Regions from separate parts of the Mus musculus genome. Here region 2 is linked to region 1. Evidence: chromatin loops called from intact Hi-C (ENCODE). Cell type or tissue: left cerebral cortex. All regions are shown on one strand. Each heading gives the region's core, and the rest is flanking DNA. Links, peaks and the distances in the headings are about the cores only. Region 1 holds the start of Slc35f5 (solute carrier family 35, member F5). Region 2 has its middle 14 kb from the start of Actr3.

Region 1 (11,590 bases), core at 2,106-10,105:
CTACTGGTTTGCTGTAGATTGCTTTTATCATGTTTAGGTATGGGCCTTGAATTCCTGATCTTTCCAAGACTTTTATCATGAATGGGTGTTGGATCTTGTCAAATGCTTTTTCTGCATCTAACGAGATGATCATGTGGTTTTTGTCTTTGAGTTTGTTTATATAATGGATTACATTGATGGATTTTCGTATATTAAACCATCCCTGCATTCCTGGAATAAAGCCTACTTGGTCAGGATGGATGATTGCTTTAATGTGTTCTTGGATTCGGTTAGCGAGAATTTTATTGAGGATTTTTGCATCGATATTCATAAGAGAAATTGGTCTGAAGTTCTCTATCTTTGTTGAGTCTTTCTGTGGTTTAGGTATCAGAGTAATAGTGGCTTCATAAAATGAGTTGGGTAGAGTACCTTCTCCTTCTATTTTGTGAAATAGTTTGTGCAGAACTGGAATTAGATCTTCTTTGAAGGTCTGATAGAACTCTGCACTAAACCCATCTGGTCCTGGGCTTTTTTTGGTTGGGAGACTATTAATAACTGCTTCTATTTCTTTAGGTGATATGGGACTGTTTAGATGGTCAACTTGATCCTGATTCAACTTTGGCACCTGGTATCTGTCCAGAAATTTGTCCATTTCGTCCAGGTTTTCCAGTTTTGTTGAGTATAGCTTTTTCTTTTTTAAATGTGGGTTCTGGAGGATAGAACTTGGATCCTTGTGCTTACATGGCAAGTATTTTCCCCTATAACCCATCTTTCCAGCAATATAAATAGAAACAGTTTTTATATCATATTGCTTAGGGGGAAATGACAGTAAGAGAAAGTCTTCACATGTTCAACACCGGTGTAATTTTTCTGGGCATTTTATATCTGTGTCTAGTTAGATCCATGGCATGTAACCTATAGGTAAAAGGACTGTCAATATCTCTGTTTCTTTGCATTTGGTTGTGCACTTTTTCCCATATTTGGGATTCATGGATTTAAAAGTAGGTTCAACTGTCAACGTAGAGGCCTAATGTCTCCGGGCAGAATCATCTGTAGCTTCCTAGGCCTTGAACTTAAATTGTAGCCTTTGAGACTGGTAGACTGGCTAGCAATGGAGGACAAGGCTGGACACACACAAATTTGATTTTATATTATGGCACAAATAGTTTGGGAGGATTGCATTTTCTGGATTGCATTTCTGGGAATGTTTTGAAAGGGGTTACACTCAATACCAGATGGATCTTAGCAAATTATGATAAATTTCACAATTTTCACCTTTTAGAGTGATCAACTCCGGAGAGTAAAAAGGAAATGAATAAAAAGATCAAGCCCATGAAGTTAGGTAAAGAGCTACAAGCAGATAGGAATGGAGACAAGAAAGTGATTCATTATGCTGGAATGATCAAGGGGCAAAGGATGCTCAAGTTCACTTAAGAAATAGTGACTACCAGCTTAGTAACTGCTGCTATTCTGCATAATGGAAAACAAAATGAGAATCCTTGTTGTTGTGGAATGAAGACTGAAAGCACACCATTGACATTTGGTGGGAAGGGAAAGGCAATGACACGTTTCTAAGACCTATCTCCCATATAATTAAGAGATGAAGCCAGCCAGAAATGGTGGTATATACAGGGTGGATCCAGTTACTCTATAGCAGGAAGGATTGAGTCCAGGAGTTTGAGAACAGCCATAAGTAGACATTACAGATGGTTGTGATTCTGCCTAGCATATGCAAACTTTAAGTTTGATCCCTAACTCTCTGAAGGAAAAACAAACAAACAAAAACCCCAGGACTTGAGGTTACTAGACTAGACAACAGTTATTTTCCAAGACTTTTAAATGACTGAGGATTTAATCTGAGTAAAAATGGGGCAAAAATGCCTGAATTGATCAGTGTCTTAGGATTACTAGTGCAGTGATAAAATGCCATGGCCCATATCACAGTTCATCATCCAAGGATTCATCACCAAAAGAACTCAATCAGGGCAGGAACCTGGAGTCAGGAGATGATGCAGAGGTCATGGGGGATGCTGCTGACTAGCTTGCCCTTCAGGGCTTGCTCAGACTGCTTTCTTGTAGCATCCAGAACCACCAGTCCAAGGATGCACCACCCACTATAGGACGGGTCATCCCACATGAATCACTAATAGGAAAGATGCCCTGCACTCTTGCCTATAGCCGATCTTATAAAAACATTTTCTCAATTAGAGTTTCTACCTCTCAGGTGACTCAAGCTCGTGTCTCGTTGACATAAAACCCACCAACACAGTCAGGCTGGTGCTGTTGTAAAAAAACCATAGCAGGACCACTGTTCTGGTTACATTTCTACTGTTTTGATAAGGAGGAAGGGTTTATTTACATGCCTACCTCATAGTTGTGGTAGTTTGAATAAGCATGGCTCAGGGAGTGATACTATTAGGAGGTGTGGCTTTCTTGAAGGAAGTGTGTCATTGTTGGGGTGGGCTTTGAGAAACCCTCCTTCTAGCTTCCTGGAAATCAGTCTTCTCCTAGCTGCCTTCGGAACAAGATGTAGAACTCTCAGCTCCTCCAGCACCATGTGTGCCTGCACACTGCCATGCTTCCTGCCTTGATGATAATGGACTGAACCTCTGAACCTGTAAGCGAGCCCCAATTAAATGTTGTCCTTATAAGAGTTGCCTTTGTCATGGTGTCTCTTCCCAGCAATGAAAATCCTAACTAAGACAATAGTCTATCACTGAGGGATGCCAAGACAGGAACTCAAGCAGGGGAGGAACCTGGAGGCAGGAACTGAAGCAGAGGCCATGGAGAAGTGCTGCTTATTGGCATACCCCTCAGTTTTCTTATACAACCAAGGGACCACATGCGCCAGGAGTGGCACTGCTCTCAGTGGGCTGTGCTTTCTCACATCAGTCATTAAGAAAATACCCTAAGGGCCAATCTGATGGGGGCACTTTCCCAGCTCCCTCAGATAATCCTGGATTGTGCCAAGCTGACAAAAAACAAAACAAAACAAAAAACCCAAACAAAAACAAAACAAACTATCTAGCCAGATAAGCCTGGTTTTATGGAGCACTCTTAGAGAATTTCCCTAAGACAGCTGGAGGAAAATATTACTGGAATAGTTAAATTAGTTTTGAGAGTGCATGAAAATAATCTACCTAGAATGATTTTATTCCACACACAAACACTGTCACCACTGTCCTTTAGCAGATGCTCTAGGAATACGTAGTAATAGTAGTAGCTTGTGTGTAGGTGCTGTCATTTTAAGCAATCCATATTTATATATGGAGAATCTAAGGCACACTGTAAATAATCCTCAATATTCTATAATAAGTTTTCAGAACTAAAACCCATGTGCTGGGTGTGTGGTAGCACATACCTTTGATCCCAGCATTCAGGATGGAGAGGCAGGCAGATCTATGTGATTTCAAGGCCAGCTTGGTCCTCATAGTAGTTTCCAGGCTGGCTCTCTCTCTCTCTCTCCCTCCTTCCCTCTCTCCCTCTCTCTCATCTCACTATATAGCTTTACCTGTCTTGTAACTCACTATGTAGACTAGGTAGACCTTGAAATTAAAGCACTGGGATTAAAGGCATATGCCATCATGTATGGCCTTGACTCTTGATCTTGACTGATTCACTATATCAGATGTTAAAAGACGGAAAAGCTTGTGCTGGAATAATATGGTGTATGGGTATAACCAAATACCTACTATGTAGTACAGTAACTTCAAGTACTTGCTACACTGTGGCTATGTACTCTGAATGATAAGTTTTTTCCCTTTCCTTTTAAAGACGGCGCACTTTCTTGGGAGTTGATGGAGCCAGCCAATACTTAGAAAGAGGATGGATCAGATTTTAAACAGGTAAAAACAGATAGAATGTTAGAGTTTTACTGCTGTGAACAGACACCGTGACCAAGGCAACAATATAAAGACAACATTTAATTGGGGCTGGCTTACAGGTTCAGAGGTTCAGTCCATTATCATCAAGGCAGGAGCATGACAGCATCCAGGCAGGCATGGTGCAGGAGGAGCTGAGAATTCTACCTCTTCATCTGAAGACTGCTAAGAGAATACTGACTTCCAGGAAGCTAGGGAGAGTGTTTTAAAGCCCACCCCCACAGTGACACACCTACTCCAAGGCCACATCTCCAAATAGTGCCACTCCCTGGGCCAAACTTATTCAAACCACTACAGTATGCTTAATCATTTGTTCTTAACTGAATGACCAAGCAAGTTGTGTTTGTTTGTGTGCAGGAGTGTACAGACAGAGGCCAGAGACCATTAGGTATCCTGCTCTGTCACTCTCCTTACTCCTTACTGAACCGGAAGTGTCTGGCAAGTAGCAAGACAGATCCTTCCATCTCTGCCTCTCATCGTGCTGGGGTTGCAAATGTGCACATGACCAAGCCCAGCTTTTTACATGGGCGCTAGGGATCTAAACTCAGGACCTCATGCTTGCACAGCAAGGACTTTTGTCCACTAAGTTATCTCTCCTGTTCCAGCAGTGGGTTTCTCAGTGACTAGAAGTGTTTGATGCCAGGAGTTTTTTAGAATCCGACCAGATCACAAAATGTCCATCTTAATTTTAGTCATAAGACTTTGTAGACAAAGTTAAAAGAGAAGGATGAAACACAGTGACTACATGAGAAAAAAATATTTCCTTGCCTCATTTGATAAAAATGCTAACAATGCAATTGTGGCTACAGAAGCCTTAAGTCTCGTGTTAATCTAAATATAAATCAGGATCCTGGCCAATTTTTCAATTTTATGGGAGCTTCAATACCCATAAAACAAAAACCCATGGTTAGCATCTGTGGAGGTCTTATGTGTCACAGGCTGAACTGATTTGTTTGAGAATGTATGTATACTGGGTGTAAACATACAGCCGAGGCACTCACATGGTTTTATGGCTTTGTTTTTGTTTTTTTCTTCCCATAAAAAAAGTGAGGGCCAGGGAGATGAATAACCTGGTCTACAACTTCTAACTGCAAGAATGAAGCTCTAGTTTACGGACAAAAACGATCTAGGAATCCAACGGGGCGCCAAGCTACACTGCCTGATTTTAGAAAGGGCTACTGGAAAATGCTTGCTTAAACACTGGAAGAAATGGTGCAGTCAGCTTTCGCTTCAGGGCGGGGCAGTGGGGAAGTCTGGCAGCCTTGCCAGGGCTGGGTTCTCCCTCTTCTAGACATCCCCGCCCTCTCCGCTCTGTTCTCTTCCCTTCTCTGTTCCTTCGCGCCACTGTCACGACTCCAAGCCACAAGCCTGTTCAAGGCTGGCGTCCACACTACGGCAACAAGAACCAGGAAACGTGCCCTCCCCCGGTCCGAAGTCGCGTCCGGCGTGACGTAACCTGCGCGCCCGCAGTCTTTGGGCTAGGGGGCGGGGCCGCTGAAGCTGACTGGACAGGGGCGGGGACTGCCGGGCTGTCTGGGGGGCGGGGCTCTGGGCAGACCACCCAGGCCTAGGGTATGGATTGTCAACTGGGGGAGGAGGCAGAATGGACGCCGGGTGGACGAACTGAGAGCTGAGCTTGACCGGTTGACTCACTGAGTGATGGGGAGGATGTCACCTAGTTGGTGGACAAGCTGGGGGCCTAGAGTCTCCAGGATGGGGTCCAGGGTACCCGGAGCGGTTCCTGTCTACCGGGATGCGCTGCCAGGTTCGCTACCCAGGGGCGGAGCTTGACTGGGATCTCGCCTAGCTAATTGCTCAAAGGGCAGCTCTAGGTGGTCAATAGGTCGGGGGTGGAGTCTGACTGGCTGACGGGCAGGAGGCGGGGCCTGCCGGTTGGCCAGCCGTGGGATGGGCTTGTTTGGCCAGCAGTGGGCGTGGCCTGGCTGGCTGACCGGCCGGGGGCGGGGCCTGGGCCGCGGCCGCAATCCGGGCCTCCAGGACTCTCGCTGCCAGCGCCGTCCGGTGGCCTGGGTCACTCCCCTCCGTCGGGGCCGAGTGCTGTGACAGCCGCGGCCTTGAGCCGAGGGGCAGCGCAGCTTCTTAAGTTGGGCTTGCTGTGGGGCACGATGCTGGGGTCTGTGCGTGCGGTGTGAGGCGGCGGCTCTGGGCGGCGGGCCGAGCCGGGGCCGCTCATGGTGCCGCCACGACTCCATCGAGGGGCAGGAAGGCCAGGTAGGCGGTGGGCCGGCGTCCGCGGCCAGGGAGGACGGGTCAGAGTTCTCACGCCCCTCACGAGGCAAGAGGCTGGGTTTTCCTCATGTCTTTCCCTCGCCAAGGGGCGGCTTCCCTGTGCCAGCTGTTTTCTGTCGTGACTGGGCGGGTGGGGAGCGAGGATGATCCTGGTTCTCACGTGAGGGGAGTGGACCCTCGCACATCACTTCCTGTCAGCGAGCTGAATCCCCTGGAGATGGGGGGGTAAGGACACGCGTGTCTAGACTGCCAGGGGCGGATGTCCTGAAGGGAGAATCTAGAGAGTTCTGTTTATGAGACTTCGAGGATCCGTTTACAGCACTCTTCAATGTGCCATATGTGGAATCTTCTTCTCTCTCTCTCGTTTTTTTTACCCGCCTGGTACCCAGGACCTCTTTGAGTATAACCTTTTATTTTTGGGGGGCTGGGAGGTGTCAGGTCGGGGACAGGTCTTAGGTATCCGAGACTGGTCTCAAAAATCACTTTGTAGCCAAGGGTAACCTTGAACTTCTGTCTTCTGCCTTACAGGCATGCACCAGCACACCAGGCTTATGGCCTGGTTCCGCACTCTACTAGCTGAGCGACACCGCTAGCATGGGATTTCTTGTTTGTATTTGTTTTGCTGTTGTTATTATTTTGTGACACAGTCTCATATGGCCCATGCTGGCCTTGAACTCAGTATGTATTCTGACTGACTTTGATCTTCTGATTCTCTGGTTTCCCCTCCCCCCACACCCCACACTTTCCAAGTGCTAGGATTATAGACACGTGCCACTGTGCCCAGTTTGGGAAGTGTTTGGGATGCAACCCAAGAACTCATGCATGCTAGGCAAGCATTGCACTACTAAGCTACATGTCCCCAGGGTGGCTTCTGTTGCATACATTTTGATAGTCCTTGAAGGTGAAGAGTGGAAAAGATGTGATTTTACACTTGAACTTTCCCTAAGCGTTATTTCTGTGGTGCTGTTTTAGGTGGGCTGAGTTCTTTACCTCCATTTGGACTGGGCTCTGCCCGCTTTGCAGGCATTGCATTTGAGGATCTCAGAGAAGCCCTTGCAACAAGGTAAATTCTCATGTTATCAGTAAAAAGCAGAGACTACTAGCAAATGTCTCTTGTTTCCTTGGGCTGGATTTCTAATTTTTATGTGGTTCTTCTCAAAGAGGCTCTAATGAGATCTCTGTTTTCTAAACTAACAGACTGCAAATGGTTTATGTGTTTATCATGAACCGTGTGAATTCCCAGAGCAGTGGTTTCAGTCAGCGCAGGCGAATGGCCCTGGGGATAGTGATTCTCCTGCTGGTTGATGTGATATGGGTGGCATCCTCAGAACTCACCTCGGTATGTATTTCTCCACCAATGATGTTGCACTGTGATAGAATTAACATGGACCTAGAGGATTTTGCTAATGATGTAGGATAACATATAGTGTCAAGCTATAGTATTTTCATGCTTCTAACATCAGTATTTTAAATATTGTTGAATTCTTTGTTTTTCTTTGGTACTGAATTAGTGTCATTTAAAGTAAAAATTGACAGGATGCTCTTTGTTGTTTTCTGAAGGTACAAAAACTTTGTGTGTATGTGTGTCTATATATGCACATGTGTGCACACGTGCCTGTGGAGGCCAGAAGGGGGCATCTGAGTCCTTGGAACTTAGATAATTGTTAGTCCTGTAACGTGGGTACTGGGGACTAAACTCTGAAGGAATACTAAGCTCTTTGAATCATGGAGCCATTTCTACAGTCCTACCTACAGCTTTCTCACATTTGTAGGAAACATATCTCAGAAGATTTTTTTTTAATTACATAAAAGGTGGTTTTGTGTTAGTCAAAATTGAATTTATTTCTTCATAAATACTGTTTTTTAGGGAACAAACATTGAGGGACAGTAGAAAGTAAGGGTCTGGGTATATAGCTTAGTAGATTCTTGATACATAAGAATAAATTTGAAAAAGAGGGTATTTTTGGAAAATAAACATAAGTCATCAGATTTTTCATGTATAAGCCACTGTTATCCACATGCATACACTGGTGAATCCACACTTGTGTGTTTACTGAGTCACACATTTTTATCAAAATTGCAGTGTTTGGCTTCAGTTAAGCTGTTTGTTAATCGATGTCTCATTGGGAGTAGTGTGGTACTTTGAGTTTATAAGCTAATTTTACTTTGAGTTTGTATACTTCTTTTTTGTTAATGATCCTTGTAAGAAGAAGATAACAATTTTGTTGTTTATAGTTTTTATTACATTTATTTATTTACTTATTTATTTAGATGTATGTGTGTGTAAATGTGCCAAGGATTTAGAACACAAAAGTTGTAGATTAAATTATAATTTAACAATTTATATCTAGAGGTTAGAAAAGTTATTGAGGCATTATGTTGTATACAGAATATGTATTTTAGGGTACTTTTGTTTATTCTGTTTATTTATTTGTTCACAGGGCAACTTGTGGAAGTCTGTTTTCTCCTTCTATTTTATGGGTCCAGGGATCAAATTCATGTTATTAGGGTTGGTAGCAAGAGCCATTACCTACTGAGCCATCCGGCTGTCACAACTTTTATTTTCAGAATTAATCACTTAGGCTTCACATATTGCAGTCATAAGGAAATATCTACGTTTTATAAACGTATGTTTATAAAATGGCTTTAAATGTCAGAACAGACCATTTGATATCCTGGATCTCACATTATAGCTAGGCCAATAGTTGCGGTTATGTCTTGTGAGTAAATAATCTTTTGCCCTTCTGAGATTTGGCTCTGGAATACCACAGACACTTTGCTTTTCACTTGAAAACTATTCTGTAACCTTTTAGATTCACATTTCATAATTTTGCTTCCGAGAAATCACTTTCATGTTGATGGGTTCCTAAAGCTAACTTTTACATTTTGCAGCATTAAATAAATTGTTTTGTTTATCCGATAAAAAGCTTTAGACCGAAACTAGGCTTGCCTTTAGATCCCAGTGCTCAGGAGGCAGAAGCTGGCAGATCTCCCTGAGTTCCCACATCAGCTTCGTCTGCATAGTGAGTTCCTGCCCACAGTGAGACTCTGTCACCCCGACTCCTGCTACTCCAAAGGAAGGATTTAGAGCATGGGAGCAGTAGTTTTATTCTAATTTAGCAAATCTCCAAAAGTTAGAAAAGTTATTGAAGCAGTATATTGTATGCAGAATACATATTTTAGGGTGCTTTTTGCATATTCAGTTTTTAGTATTTTCTCTTGGCAGGTTATCCTTGTGTAGCCCAAACTGGTCTGGAACTCACTATTTAATCCAGGCCATTTCCTCTTACATACTGGGACTCTGTATAGTGTCCCACTGTCGTTATACCTAAAAGAGCTAGAAAAGAAATTAGTTTTTAAACACATAACGTGCTTTAGTGAAAAAAATTACAAACTTGTTATCTTAGAGTATATAGAACAGGTTTAAATCTTCAGTCAAGTAAACATACCAGACTTCAGGACAAAGTGCTTGCCCCATGAGCAGAGTGACCAGAGTTTGGATCATTAGAAACTATGTAAAAACCAGACAGGTGTGGTGGCTTCCTGTAATTCCAGCATCCAGAAGACAGAGGCCAGGGGTCCCAGGGACAAACTGCCTAGCTAGACTAGTTGGAATCGGCAAGCTATAGGTTCAGGGAGAGACCTTACCTCCACAAATAGTTAGGAATGGAGAAAGCTACGGAATATCAGCTTCAGACATCTGCACACACACCTGTGCACACAAGTACCCATACACATATGCACACCCCAGACACACTAGAGACATACACATGAAAAGGGGGAGACTAAAATGGTGTAATAAACCCCAGGACGCATCGCTTTAACAGTGGTCAGTCTTTCTAATCTTATCAACTATGTTCATCCCAGGTGTCCTGGAATAGTTTATGCAAACTCTGACTACATCATTTTTTTTCTCTACTTATCTCACTGGAAATCACATTATTTTTATTTTAAAAGCATAATTGCTGCTATTACCACATCTAATAAAATGAACTATCATTTATTAAAAATCCCATGCTGATTAGTTCATAGTCACGTTCTTCCTGACGTATCAGGGTCACACACACACACACACACACACAACCCAGTTAGGCTTAGATCCACATGACTTTTGTTGCACCTCTCTACTGTGTGCCACTCCCTGTTTGCTTTGCCTTTGTGTATTAGAGAAATTAGGTCATTCGTCCTGGGAGACACCTCACCTGCTTGGTCTTGCTCATTGTTTCCTTAGCCTGTCACTTAATTTGTTCTTCCACTTCATATAAAATAGAGTTAGGGCTTGATGTAGGTTCATTTCTTGGCAAGAATATCTTGGTAGTATTGGGTACTTTATGACATCAGGACAGGAGGCATATAATGGCTGCACAGCTATTTTGGGTGATGCCATTGGATATAGTTCAGTAGATAGAGGTGCTTGCCACTATGCCCAATTGCCTAGTTTTTATCCCATAGACCCATGTAATAAACCAAGAGAACCAACTCCTACAAGCTATTGGCTGACCAGTACCAACACACACACAATTAAAAAAGTAAAATTCACCATTGGCTAGCCTAGTCTGCTCAGTGAGTTCTAGGTCAGTGACAAACCATGGCTTACACAATAGATATGTTCAAAGATGACACTGGGTCTTGTCTTCTGGTATCCATGAGCATGTGCACACACGTGTCTACCCACAAACACATGCACCTACACACACACACACACACAGAGAGAGAGAGAGAGAGAGAGACGGACAGACAGACAGACAGACAGACAGACAAAGACTTCTATAACCCTCTACCTGTTTTTTTCTCGCTTTGGTACTTCCATGACCCCTGAAACCCTTGTGTGATACTTAGTACATGTCTTCATGTATGTGTCTCCTCAGGAGCTGGGAAGACTGCTTTAGCTTTCTTTAACTTCTAACACAGATACTCCTGCATAATAGGTTTTCAGTAGACTGAACCCCACCCCTGCCCCTTTTTAAATGGTTGTTGCTGCTTCATTTGACAATATTACCTCTTGTGTGCAAGGCACATACAACATTCAGAGATGGACTTCATGTCTTGTTTTCTTTGGCTTTTCCTGCTCATATGGACTTCTAAGAGTTAAAGATGCAAAGATGGAGACAGGTAGCAAGATTTTAAACCTCTTAAGGTTGTTTGTGTAACATTTCTCTCTACAGTATGTCTTCACGCAGTACAACAAGCCATTCTTCAGCACCTTTGCGAAAACATCCATGTTTGTTCTGTACCTTTTGGGCTTCATTATTTGGAAGCCTTGGAGGCAACAGTGTACAAGAGGATTTAGAGGGAAGCCTGCTGCTTTTGTAAGTTTTCAATTTTGTCTGTTAAGTATTACTTTTTCTGTTTAGTGGTAGATCAGTTTTCTTATAGTCAGTTAAGTGTTCATTTGAGTATGTGATGGTAGACTATTAAAAAAAAAAGCCAGATAGTGGTGGGGCACACCTTTAATCCTAGCACTTCAGAGACAGGCAGGC
Region 2 (11,590 bases), core at 2,314-10,313, 110 kb before region 1:
TATCTTGATTGTTAATTGATGCAGAGGAGCCAAGCCCACTGTTGGTGGTACCATTCTGCGGGCATACAGTCCTGAGCTGTATAAGGCATTTGCTAAGCACAAGCCTGTGCAAGCCAGCAAATAATGTTCCTCTGTGGTTCCTGCTGTAATAACTTGCTAGGAGTGGGTGATACTACTTGGTATAGCAAGCCTGCCTTTGAGTTCATGCCTTGAATTTCTACCCTAGCTTTCCTCAGTGATGGACTCTGACCTGAGAGTGTAAACTGAAACAAACCCTTTCCTTTCCTCAGTTGTTTTTGGTCAGTGTTTTATCACAGCAATGGAAGGGAAACCAGGACACTGCCTTCTGCAAACTCCCCTACGGATGGGTGTAGCCAGTAAGCTGTAGCCAATGAGATGTAAGTAAAGCCACTTGGGTGGAGCTTAGGGGGAAAAATCTATAAAGTGGGCTGAGTCACTTAGGAGAAAGTCATTTTGCTTTAGAGCCTCTACTTCTTACCTGGAGGTAGATAAAGGACATGACATCTTCAGCCATCAGAGATTTCAGCATCAGAGATGGTAAGCTGACTACGCTGGCTAGTTTTATGTCACATTGACACAAGCTAGAGTCACCAGTGAGGACAGATGCTCAATTGAGAACATGCCTTCATAAGATCTGGCTGTAGACAATAGGACATTTTCTTAATTGGTGATTTATGGGTTATTATGGGGTCCAGTCCATTATGGGTGATGACAACCCAGAGCTGCTGGTCCTGAATTCTATAAGAAAGGAGGCTGAGCAAGCTATAAGGAACAAGCCAGTGAGTAGTTTTCTTCCATGGCCTCTGCATCAGCTCCTGCTTCCAGGTTCCTGCCCTGTTTGAGTTCTTGCCCTCACTGCTTTTAATGATGAACTACTATATGAAACTGTTAGCAAAATGACTTTTCTTCTCAAGTTATTTTTCATCATGGTGTCTTATCACGGCAAGAATAACCGTAATTGAGACACAGACCATGGGACTGGAAGGCACTCCTAAGAAAGATAATTAGAAGTAATGTAGTTCCTTCATGACCATGAAATGTCTTATTAGCCCTGGATTACCTACCTCCAGAGTTATATGGGAAAAAAATTAAACCCCTAGTATTTAAGCCACTGTAGTATGAAATTCAGGTTACATGCAAATGAATATGATTGATAATGCCACAATAAAGATAAATTAAAAACCCCACCATGTTACTAAGGAATGTTAGATATAAACTGAAATGGTCACGAGTGATAAATATTGAAAGATGGATCAGTGAAAGAATGCATAACAGGGAATACAGGAATCATGTTGAATTGACATTTAATTCTAAGCCCCATCATCCCAAATATTTTTTGTACATGGAGTGGGGAGCTGTTTTTGATTCAGTGAAACATGTACCCCAAGGATTCCTGTGAACTTGATATGTATTATGGTTGAGATTGTCCTTGAACTCCTGATATGCCCAACCCCTGCCACCTAAGTATTGGAATACCTATTTATGCCACTCAAACTGACCAGATATTGGATTTGCAGGAATTTAGAATTGAAGTATTCTGATCTTGCCACGATCCACATTAGAGCATATAGCATTAGAGATTGGGCCTTTGGGCACAATTGAATCATAAAGCCCACACAACATTGACAATGTTATCACCATACAGCCACATAGAATAAGATGCCCCAGGGTTTCTGTGTTAAAAATCTCCCAGTATTCAGCAAAAAACATATTTTCCAGGCTATACCTACAACATAGGCCATCAGATTATGAACTCACAATATTTTCACTATGAGCTAATATTTGGCAGAATGCACAAAGAAGGATGGGGGATGGAGAAGAGAGAAAGGAAGGGTGGGATCTGTATGTAGATATGTTTACATATGGTATTAGCATAAAAGTGTTATAGAAGAGTCACACCACGCAATGGAAGCTTAGAGGGTTAGAATTAGAGGGAGAGATTATTCAATTTTTCATTATTGTATTGCATAATTTTAAAGTCAATATGTGTTTACTTTGTAACAGTCTAATTGGGAGTTGATTGATGAAATAATAAAAAGCTACACAAATTCAAAGCCCATGAAATTGTACTATATAAACACAGGATGCATTTAGGATAATTGTGTTGAGCAAGCTTGATTTGTTTTAGAAGAAAGCCATTAATATATTTTCAATTTGTAAAAATAACTTTGGATATTCTTCTAGACTTATTTTTATTTCTGATTATGTGTATGAGTGTGTTTTCTTGGGTTCATGCATGTGAGTCCAGTGCCTGCAGAAGCCAGGAAAGTGTGGAGGTGGAGTTACAGGTGAACTGCCCAACTCTGGTCCTGGGAACTGAATCTGGGTCCTTTCCAAGAGTAGCAAGTACTCTTAACTGCTGAGCATCTCCCCGGCCCAGGCTACTAACATTAGTACATATTAGTATCCAGAGTAGAAAGTACAGATTTGAATGAAAGAGAAAACATAAACAGTAAGTTGCAATGACTTTCTTTAGTTGTAGGTGACTTGATTGGAAGGGCATTCAAGAATGCCCTAGAATATCTACAATAATTTTAATATATTTTACTTAATTAATTTAATTTAAATAAAATTAGGGGCTGGGGAGATGGCTCACTGGTTTAAAGCACTTGCTGTCCCTGCAGAAGACCTGACTTTTGCTCAGTACTGATGTCAGGGAGCTCATAATTACCTATAACTCCAGCTCCAAGTACTTGGGCACTTTCTTCTGGCCTCCACAGACACCTGTATGCATGTACACACACACACACACACACACACACACACACTGAAAAAATTTAAATAAAGAATTACGTCATTAGTTTTTTGAGATTCCACCATGGCCTAATTTTTTGATTTACTGAAGCCTAAAGCAACAGCCCCATGCAGCAGAGAGGCCCCCCACCCCAAAAGTGGCTATCCCAACATTTTCATTCCATGTAACACTTTCTGCCATTCTTACCAAAAACTACTCCTAGTTTTAAACTGGGTCAGAGTTTTAAATTCTTATTGCTTTTCCCCCACCTCTGTCTTAGGTTATTATCTTCAAAACACACGAGTGAAGAGCATTCAGCTCAGCTGTGAAGACCTTTCCTAGCATGCCCAGGGACAAGGGTTTCATCACACACTATAAATATAAAAATGCTACAGCTTGAGGTGAACATGATCAAAGAGTGCTCCAAAGTATATAAAATTGTCTCCGTGGAGCCCACTGGAGTATAAAGTCAGTCGTACCAAGGATTAAAAATGGAAGATATAACACATTCAGGCTTCTCCTCTTGGTTCTAGTATGACAAGCAAGACTGAATGTGAGTACTTTTTTTCTGGTACATCTATTTTCATTTTTTAGTAATTTGACATCTTGTAGCAATCCTAACATTTCAGGAACAAGTATCCCAATTAGAGATGAAGCTAATCATAGTAATATGATAAATTCAACTATCCTTTGGGGTTTAACCAACATAAAGTTTATCAGCCTGTCTCCTACTTATTTACTTTTAATTTCAATTTTTAATTTTTGCCTAGCCCAGCCTCTGATGCGGTCTGCATCACAATAGTATTCATATTCAAGGAATGAAAATCCTTTTATGTCAGTTGAATGCTTTAACAGTGTATCAGTTGGATGTTCTAGAATATTCCACAGAACAGTAGTTTTGTAGAAGGGGCATCATATCCAAATGAGGAAATGAATATCAAGAGTACAAAGAGTACTGAGTGACTTAAGGTCATGTAATGAACAAGTGAAGTTCTGTAGCATCAAAACCCACACTGGAATTCCCTATACTGCTTCTGGAAAACACCAGACTCTACAGTTATATAAAGTCTGGAGTACTGTCTTAGTGGACATGATATATTTAATAGTAAGTGAGCAAAATAAAATAAAATAAAATAAAATAAAATAATAAAAAGCAACCACAGAACATCTTAAAAATAAAAAAGAAGGCTGAGGAGGTGACTCAGCAGATAAAGACCTTTTGCAACCATGAGGACCTGAGTCTGGATCCCTAAGATGAACCAGGCAAGTGTGTCAGCTGCCTGCCATCCCAGCACTTGGGAAGGAGAGATAAGGCCCCCAGACCAAATTCATTAGCTAGACAAGTTAGGTTCAATTCAAAGACTTTGACTAAACACAGTGGGGTGTGGTCAAGAATGACACTCCACAGCCTCATGCACACCACTCAGATATAAACATGCAGAACTTAATTTATTTAAAAAAAAACAACAATTATTTTCTTTTGAGGACATATTGCTCAAGCAAGTATAAATTCTGATAGAAACACAGCATGTAGGACAGCTGTATAGAAACAAAGGCTCAAAGGTTGTTTCAGAATCTGACCTTTTCTTTTGGTTTGTGTCTTAGTCACTGTCGAACTTGTTGCAAAGAGACCATGCCCAAGGCAACTCTTATCAAAAAAAAAAAAAAAAAAAAAAAAGCATTTAATTGGAGGCTTGCTTCTAGTTTCAGAGGTCAGGTCATGTATCATCACAATGGCAGCAGGCATGGCAGACATGGTGCTGGAGAAGTAGCTGAGAGCTACAACCTGATCCACACACAGAGAAAAATGGCTTTTTGAAACCTTAAGGCCCATCCTCAGTGACACACTTCTTCCAAAAGGCCATCATCTCTTAGTCCTTCTAATCCTTTCAAATAGTGCCACTAAGAACTAACATTTCTTAAATATATGAGTCTATGAGGAGCATCCTTATTCAAACACTACACATTGTTGTTTGTTAGTTTGTTTTGGGGCAGGATCTCATGTAACCCAGGCTGGCTTTGGACTTGCTATGTAACCAAAAATGATCGTAAACTTCTTCTCCTCCTCCTCCTACTTCTACCTTGCAAGTGCTGGGATCACAAACATGCACCTCCATGTCTGGCTTACTTGGTACAGGGGAATGGAGCTCATGTCCTGGTGCCTGTCAGGCAAGCACTATACCAACTGGGCCACATCCACAGGCCACAGATGCCCTCTTTCTCTTGGCTTTGTTTGCCTTGTTGGTTTGTCTCTCTGATAGCTTTATTCATACTGACAACAGTGGGTCAGCTTCTACCAGGTAATCAGCCCTGACTTTGAAGAGTACACTTGTTTTTCAGTGCCCCAACAGAGATGCAGGATGAACCCTTGGCCAACTTGGAAGAAATATCCTTCTTGAGCCCCATATTGAAGCTCCACTTGGCCAAACTTGAGTCTAGATACCATCCCTACCGCTCTTCCCACCAAAATGAACCATAAGGACAGAAAAGGAGGGTCACAAAAGTAAAAACAAATATTATTATCAAAAGAAAAATAATGAAAACCAAGTAAATACAGAATAAATTGTCTGTTGCTATGACAAAAGCAACTCAGAGAAAGGGGCTGACTTTGGCTTACAGTTCAGCCCATCATGGTGTAGAAGCTAAGGAAGCTTGAAGCAGCGGGTCACATAGGATCTTTAATCAGGACCAGGGAACAATGATGCTCCTGTTCAGCTATAGTCAGTGATTCCCCGCCTCCCGAGGGGAACCAATCACAGCTCAATGCGTCTTCCCACTCCATTAACATATTACAATAATCCCTCATAGGCATGCCCTGAAACAGGACTGGAAGCTCATCTCCTAAGTAATTCCAGGTTCTGTCAAGTTGTCAACACTTTAACCATCACAAGAGTCCATAATCATGTCTCTCCAGGGGCTGGAGAGATGGATCAGTCATTAAGAACAGCTCACAACTGACTCCACCTGTAGCCCCTGCAGCTCTTGTGTTCTCTTTTGGATTCTGAGGACATCTGCATTCATACAGTCCCCTGCCAAAACATAGACACATAGTCAAAAAAAAAACTGAATCTGTAACTAAAATTCCATTTCAGTTTATATACTACAGTAAAATAGTACAATTAAATATTGATTTCTTGCATAGTGGTTGGGGCTTCGTAACATTTTTACTAGAAAAAAACATAAAATTAAAAAAGGTCTACTTTGGGGGAAAATAAAAATGTACATTTTATATGGCTGATCCTTAAATGAATGCCAAAGCAAATGAAAAATAAAAACATTGGGCATCTCCCAAACACTACAATAATCTAAATGTTTAATGAATCCATCAACCCCACACTGAGGAAAAGTAACAATTATACTTATGGAGAAACACTTGTGTACTTTGGGTTCCCCGTCAACTCTATGCTGATGAGCTTGTGCTAGCTAGGCTCACTAGAATCTACTAGAAACTTCCTAAGTATTCAGTTCAAGAGGAACCACTTCTTACACAGTCAATGCCTGGTCTTAGTGTAACAAGCTCTCTGCTCATTCATGTATTTATGTAATGTGCCAGCTATGAATCAGGAATCAGGGTGGGTACCACAATTAAGAACATGAGTAATTTACAGCCCCACCCCAAAGGAGTCAAAGTTCAGCAAGAGAAACAGAGGGACAGAGACAGAGGAGCACTGTAAGAGGGGATTTACATCGGGCTGAGAAGTAGGGGCCACTCAGATGAGAGATGGGAGAATATCAAAGGAGGCATAGGGCATGCTTCCTGCGGTGGATAGGAAGAAGAAGGGTAGTTCCAGAGCACTGCGGAATGACACAGTTGATGAGTTACAAGTCTGACTATGTAGGGCGTGTACCAAGGAAGAGTCATATGAAAGACCTTGTGTGCTAAGTTTGAGTTTCACACTGTGACTCCAAAACCCTGCTTTCCAACTAGACAAGGCTGCCAGTATTGAGCCATCTGGAGAAACTGTTAACACAGATTGGCCAGGCCCACTTCTGGAAATTTTGCTTCAGAAAGAATTGATGTTTAAAAAAAAAATTCCCTATTGAGACCTGAACAAGATTGGGCCTGTCAACATCCCATCATGCATCAGGGTAGGGCTCTAAAGGTCCCACCCCTCCCTGAGGATCTATAGGCAAGTTGATGGTTGTTGAGGAAGGGACGGACATTTTCTCCAGAGGTGTAGCTATTGGCAAAATGCTCATTCTCCTGCAAACTGCCCCTTTCATACACGTTCCTTTAAATAACTCTCGTATGGCACCACCCTCCAGGCTGAACATAAGACAAATTGTGTCTGCTTGCACAGGATCATTACTCCTTGACTATTGATGTTCCCTTAAGAAGGAAGGGTTGGGTGGTCTTTTGAACTTCATCTGAGGTTCCAGCCACTCCTCCCACCATCTGTATGAAATTTTGCCCTAGTTGCATGTAGCTTTGGAGTCTTAGAAGGGGCTGGAACACATAGGCTGAGGAGACAAAGAAAAGAGGTCACTATCTATGCAGCTATGGGAAGCTACCATCCACCAGTGAGACTGCTCTGGGGTCACCCTCAGTCCTGTTAACAACCACTAATTCATGTTTTGTAAGTCATCCCAATAAATTCATTGGCTCTCCTGGATGAATTTTGGTAGGCTCAAGTTTGGTTTGTCATTTGGGACCCCATGAGGAAGGGACAGACATTGCTTGGTGCTGAACCCAGGGATAAGTAACTTGACTAAGTGAAACTCACTGGGTCACATAGAAAGACATGAAAGTAGAAGGGGGACTCCTTGGGAAGAAGATAGAGATTAGCTTGAATGGGGGACACCCAAGGGGAGTGGGATAGGTGGGTATGATCTAAGCACACTGTGTAGATGTATGATATGAAATATAATGAAACCTATTATTATACATAATTCATATATACTAATAAAAACCTTAAAGAACTTTCACTATCAATTCAGAGGTACATCCAGGTTTGGGGTTTACACTATGTGTAGGAAATGAGAATCTGTAGAAGGTTCTGGCAATGTGGATAGAATACTTTAAAAGCAGAGCCCTTTGCTAATGGAAAGTTGCATAGGAACAGGTCAACACAGGACACAGAGAGACCCAGGAGGAGAGTATGTTCTCAGAACCCCAGAGATGATGAGCATCAGTACCACAGCAGACATTGGGGAAGGGGTGGGGGCAAGTATTGAGAGAAGTATAATCCACAAGACTAAGTGACTTCTTTAATGTAGGAAGAGTCCCTGAGTGGGGAATGAGCAGAAAGCCGAGAGTTGGACAACAAGAAGATGCAGCTAAAAGTGGCCTTGGGTCTGGAGTTTGCTCTGGGTTAGAGCTTCAGACTTGGGTTTGCCAGATCTGGGGACCAGGAGACTGGAGACTGCTGACCTCCACCCCTGGGACATCCCTGCTTTGACCTACTTCTGGCACGCTGCTGCTAGTCACTGCCCACAGCTCTATAGTTGGGTCTTCCTCTCTGCTTTTAATAACCTTCTGAAGTGAGAGACCATGGCTCATCTCTGTGCTTTTGGAGCCTAGGATGATAGTGCATGCACATACTTGATGTGCAGTAACAATGTCTAGGTGACTGAATTGCATTAATTAACTAGATAATTATAGCCACAACAACCTCATTAGATCTCAGTAGGCTTTTGGCCTCATTTTGTGATAATAATTATATAAATTTGTATTTTCATAATTCTACAAGCTTTTATTATTTCCATTTCTGAAAGAGCAAAGATGAAGCAAAATACAATTCTTTCTTTCAAAGACTAATTATTGCAGATGTCTGTAATTAGTAGTGGTAAGTATCTCCTACATATTCTAATTCAGGTCTCACCAAAAAAGTTTTTGCTATGTGAACACACACACTACCCACATACACACAGACATACATACACAAGTGTGTTCATTCACATATATGTACACACTAGACACACAAATACACACTCTACACACACACAACTATACACATAAACCATTATACAGGCATACATACACACATAGACAGACACACACTATATCCACACATACCACACAGACACATGCATGCACACACACACACACACACACACACACACACACAAGCATGTGCACACTTGCCTTAAAAATTATTTTTAAAACTTTCAACTGGATTAAAGACAAGGAGCAGTTTTCCATTTAGCTACCCATATAAGCTTTATGAACAAGGGAAAATATCACTTTGAAGCACAACTATTCTTGTTTTATTACATTTATCTACCATGGGAGAGTGAGGAGTGTGTACATACCACACACTTATGAGCAAGAACTAAGGACAACTAAAATTTCTGGAATCCTTTTCTCCTTCCACCATACTGGTCCCGGGGACTGAACTAAAGCTTGGTGACAAATCTCTCCTACTCAGGGAGATTATCTTTACAGTGTTAAAATAATTTCTGAAATATATAGTTATCTTTTTTCCACATAATGATACAGGGAGTAAATAAAAGCACCCCAAAGTGGTCCCTACCTCAAATGATGAGCAGACAGCATAGGAAAGACAACACTTGTAAGCTAATCCCTGAGCCTACACGTTCCTTCTGTCTGTAGATTTGATGACCTCTTCTTTGTTTATTTCCTATTATCTTTGCCTATTTTTTTTAGAACTAAGTGCTTTGGAGTAATAGACAGGAAGAGCCTATTAATAGAGACAGAAAAACAACAAATATTCAAATAACTCTAATATCCAACATAATTTCCCTTCTTGAGACACAACATTCAACCATGCAGGTAACAGCAGCCATTACCAAATGCAGTTCCCAAACAGATGCAGGAGTGAGCTGTGCACAACAAAGAAGCTGCGCTGCAGAGATGACTCTGTGGGGAAGAAACCTGAGCTAAGAAGCCCAGCTCCCAGGATGGTAGGGCCATGGTCACTCCAGCACTGGAGGCATAGAGGAGAATCCCTGAGGTTCGCTGGGCAGCCAATTTAGCTGAGCCAGAGAGCTCCAGGTTCCATGCAAGAGCCTGCCTCAAAAGAAAAGGTGGAGAGTGACTGAGGAAGGCACCTGACCTTGACCTCTGTCCTCCAGACTTGCACACATGGGTGTGCACACTAATGGGTGTGCACACTAATGTGTGCACACAGGTGGTTGGAAGAAAAACAAGATGGGAGATGTGCTGGCAATAAGCAAGAAAATAGTCCATTGGGGAGTGCTCATGTCTACATTGTAAGCTAGGTACCTAGAATGAGTTTCTACCTTTGGGTGATGAACTCTTCCTTACTCTCATGCCTTCACTGATTTTTTTTTTCTCTCCATATCTCAGTGCAGCCTAATCACCCTGAAAACCAATAACTTCCTGTGTTCTCTGATCATTAGGACACTGTTTTAGTCTCTCTACTTATAATTTGCAATTATACTGATGCTATATGTTTATGACTCTTAATTCTTTAATTTTCTTTTCCAGATGTATCTGAGTGTTTTCCTTGCATGCATGTCTATGAACTTCATGTGTGTTTCATGCCAATGAAGGTCAGAAGAGAGAGTCACATCCCATGGAACTAGAGCTCCAGACAGTTGTGAGCTACTCTGTGGACGCTGGGAATTGATGGATTCCTCTGTAAGAGCAGCCAGTGGTCTCAATCACTGGGCCAGCTCTGTAGCTTCCATCTGGGGACCCCCTTGTATCAGTCTGACTTTCTTGCCTTGCAACATCTTTATAACTCTTTTAAATGGTTCAAGCAGACGACCTGAGAAAGATTCTGATCTGACAGTGTTACCAGTGGTCAGGGCATGGGTCAGGTGGTCCCAGGTTCTTGGCCTTCTATGCAAGGATTGAAAATAGGACTCACAGACCAGAAAGGGAAATGCTGTCATGACTCAGTGAGTCACCGAGTGAGCATGTTGAAGGATCCCAATTACATTTCTTTATGGAGTTCAACAAAAGGAAGAACTGAATCCTAAGGGGTGAAGCTTAGCTCATTCTCTATTTTGGTTGATAGATTAGATCACACATACATTTTCCTACCTTGATTATCCTTTCCCATAAAATACTGGATTTTAATCACATACACACCCAATTATGCATACACAGAAGGTAAAAAGGGGTTCTCCCTAAGAGGTTCTCACAGCTTCATTGTTGCCTATGCACCTAAGACCACTTTAGGCTGGGTCAGCTGTTTTTGTTTTTGTTTTTTTCCCCTGTTGGATATGTTGGTAATATACTTGAATAGAAACTGTCTCAATTTCATTTTTGCTAGGGGTAGAGACAACTATCTTATTGTTTAGAGATGCGAGTCTGTGAAGCCAGATGCAGGTGCTTGCCTGCCTCAACAATACCCCATCCCACACACTGGAACAATACCTAGCAAGATGTAGGCAAAGAGCAAAATAATTACCATGACCCAGAAGGGTTCATGTAAGTACTGCCAGATACAGTCACTAAGGAACATGCTATTGAAATGAGTACAAAGGAATGCTTATTTTTCCCCTGAGCCTTGTTCATTAAGTTCTTGTCTTCATTCTTTAGCAATCCCCCCTTCAGTAGGGGAGCCACAGGGGATGGAGGAGCCTTTACGAGGCATGATGCCCACGCAGAGCTTAAAATAACCCCAAGTGGCTTTGCTTGCACAGAGGGCCAACCATCAAAAGAATTGTATTAGAATGCATTCAACATCACAAGCCCCCTGAAGACCCCTATGGATCTCCCTAGGAAACTTGCTCTCTCTGCCATAACAGAACCTTTCCTGATGCAAAGGCATTTAATAAGCCAAATAATGTAATAATTCACACAGCAATAATTTAAATGGCCTATGAGTAACCATCCTTGGAGACAGGCTTTGGGGGGAAAAATTGGTACTGGGATGCAGTGAAACTGAGAAACTGCACAGA

What was found. Peaks named below come from ENCODE experiments on the same cell type or tissue, not always from the same donor. Only the 100,000 strongest peaks of a DNase experiment are listed, where the experiment ranks them.
Region 2: it touches region 1 in a loop (4-fold over the local background); 2 of 42 quality-filtered maps call a loop at or near these places.

Annotation. Positions count from the first base shown.
Region 1 is chr1:125,555,193-125,566,782 of GRCm38, forward strand. Slc35f5 (solute carrier family 35, member F5) reads left to right here and starts at 5,810. Exons shown (of 16, transcript NM_028787.5): 1 at 5,810-6,092; 2 at 7,083-7,173; 3 at 7,308-7,449; 4 at 11,276-11,419. The coding sequence starts at 6,053. In left cerebral cortex, for the core only: a CTCF peak has its summit at 7,727 (motif pointing right); DNase peaks (open chromatin) are centred at 5,299, 5,703 and 6,201; H3K4me3 peaks cover 2,163 bases; H3K27ac peaks cover 1,976 bases.
Region 2 is chr1:125,444,100-125,455,689 of GRCm38, forward strand. No RefSeq gene overlaps it. Among named protein-coding and RNA genes, the nearest start is that of Actr3, 14 kb to the left of the region's middle. In left cerebral cortex, for the core only: no CTCF peak of the experiment used is centred there; a DNase peak (open chromatin) is centred at 6,671.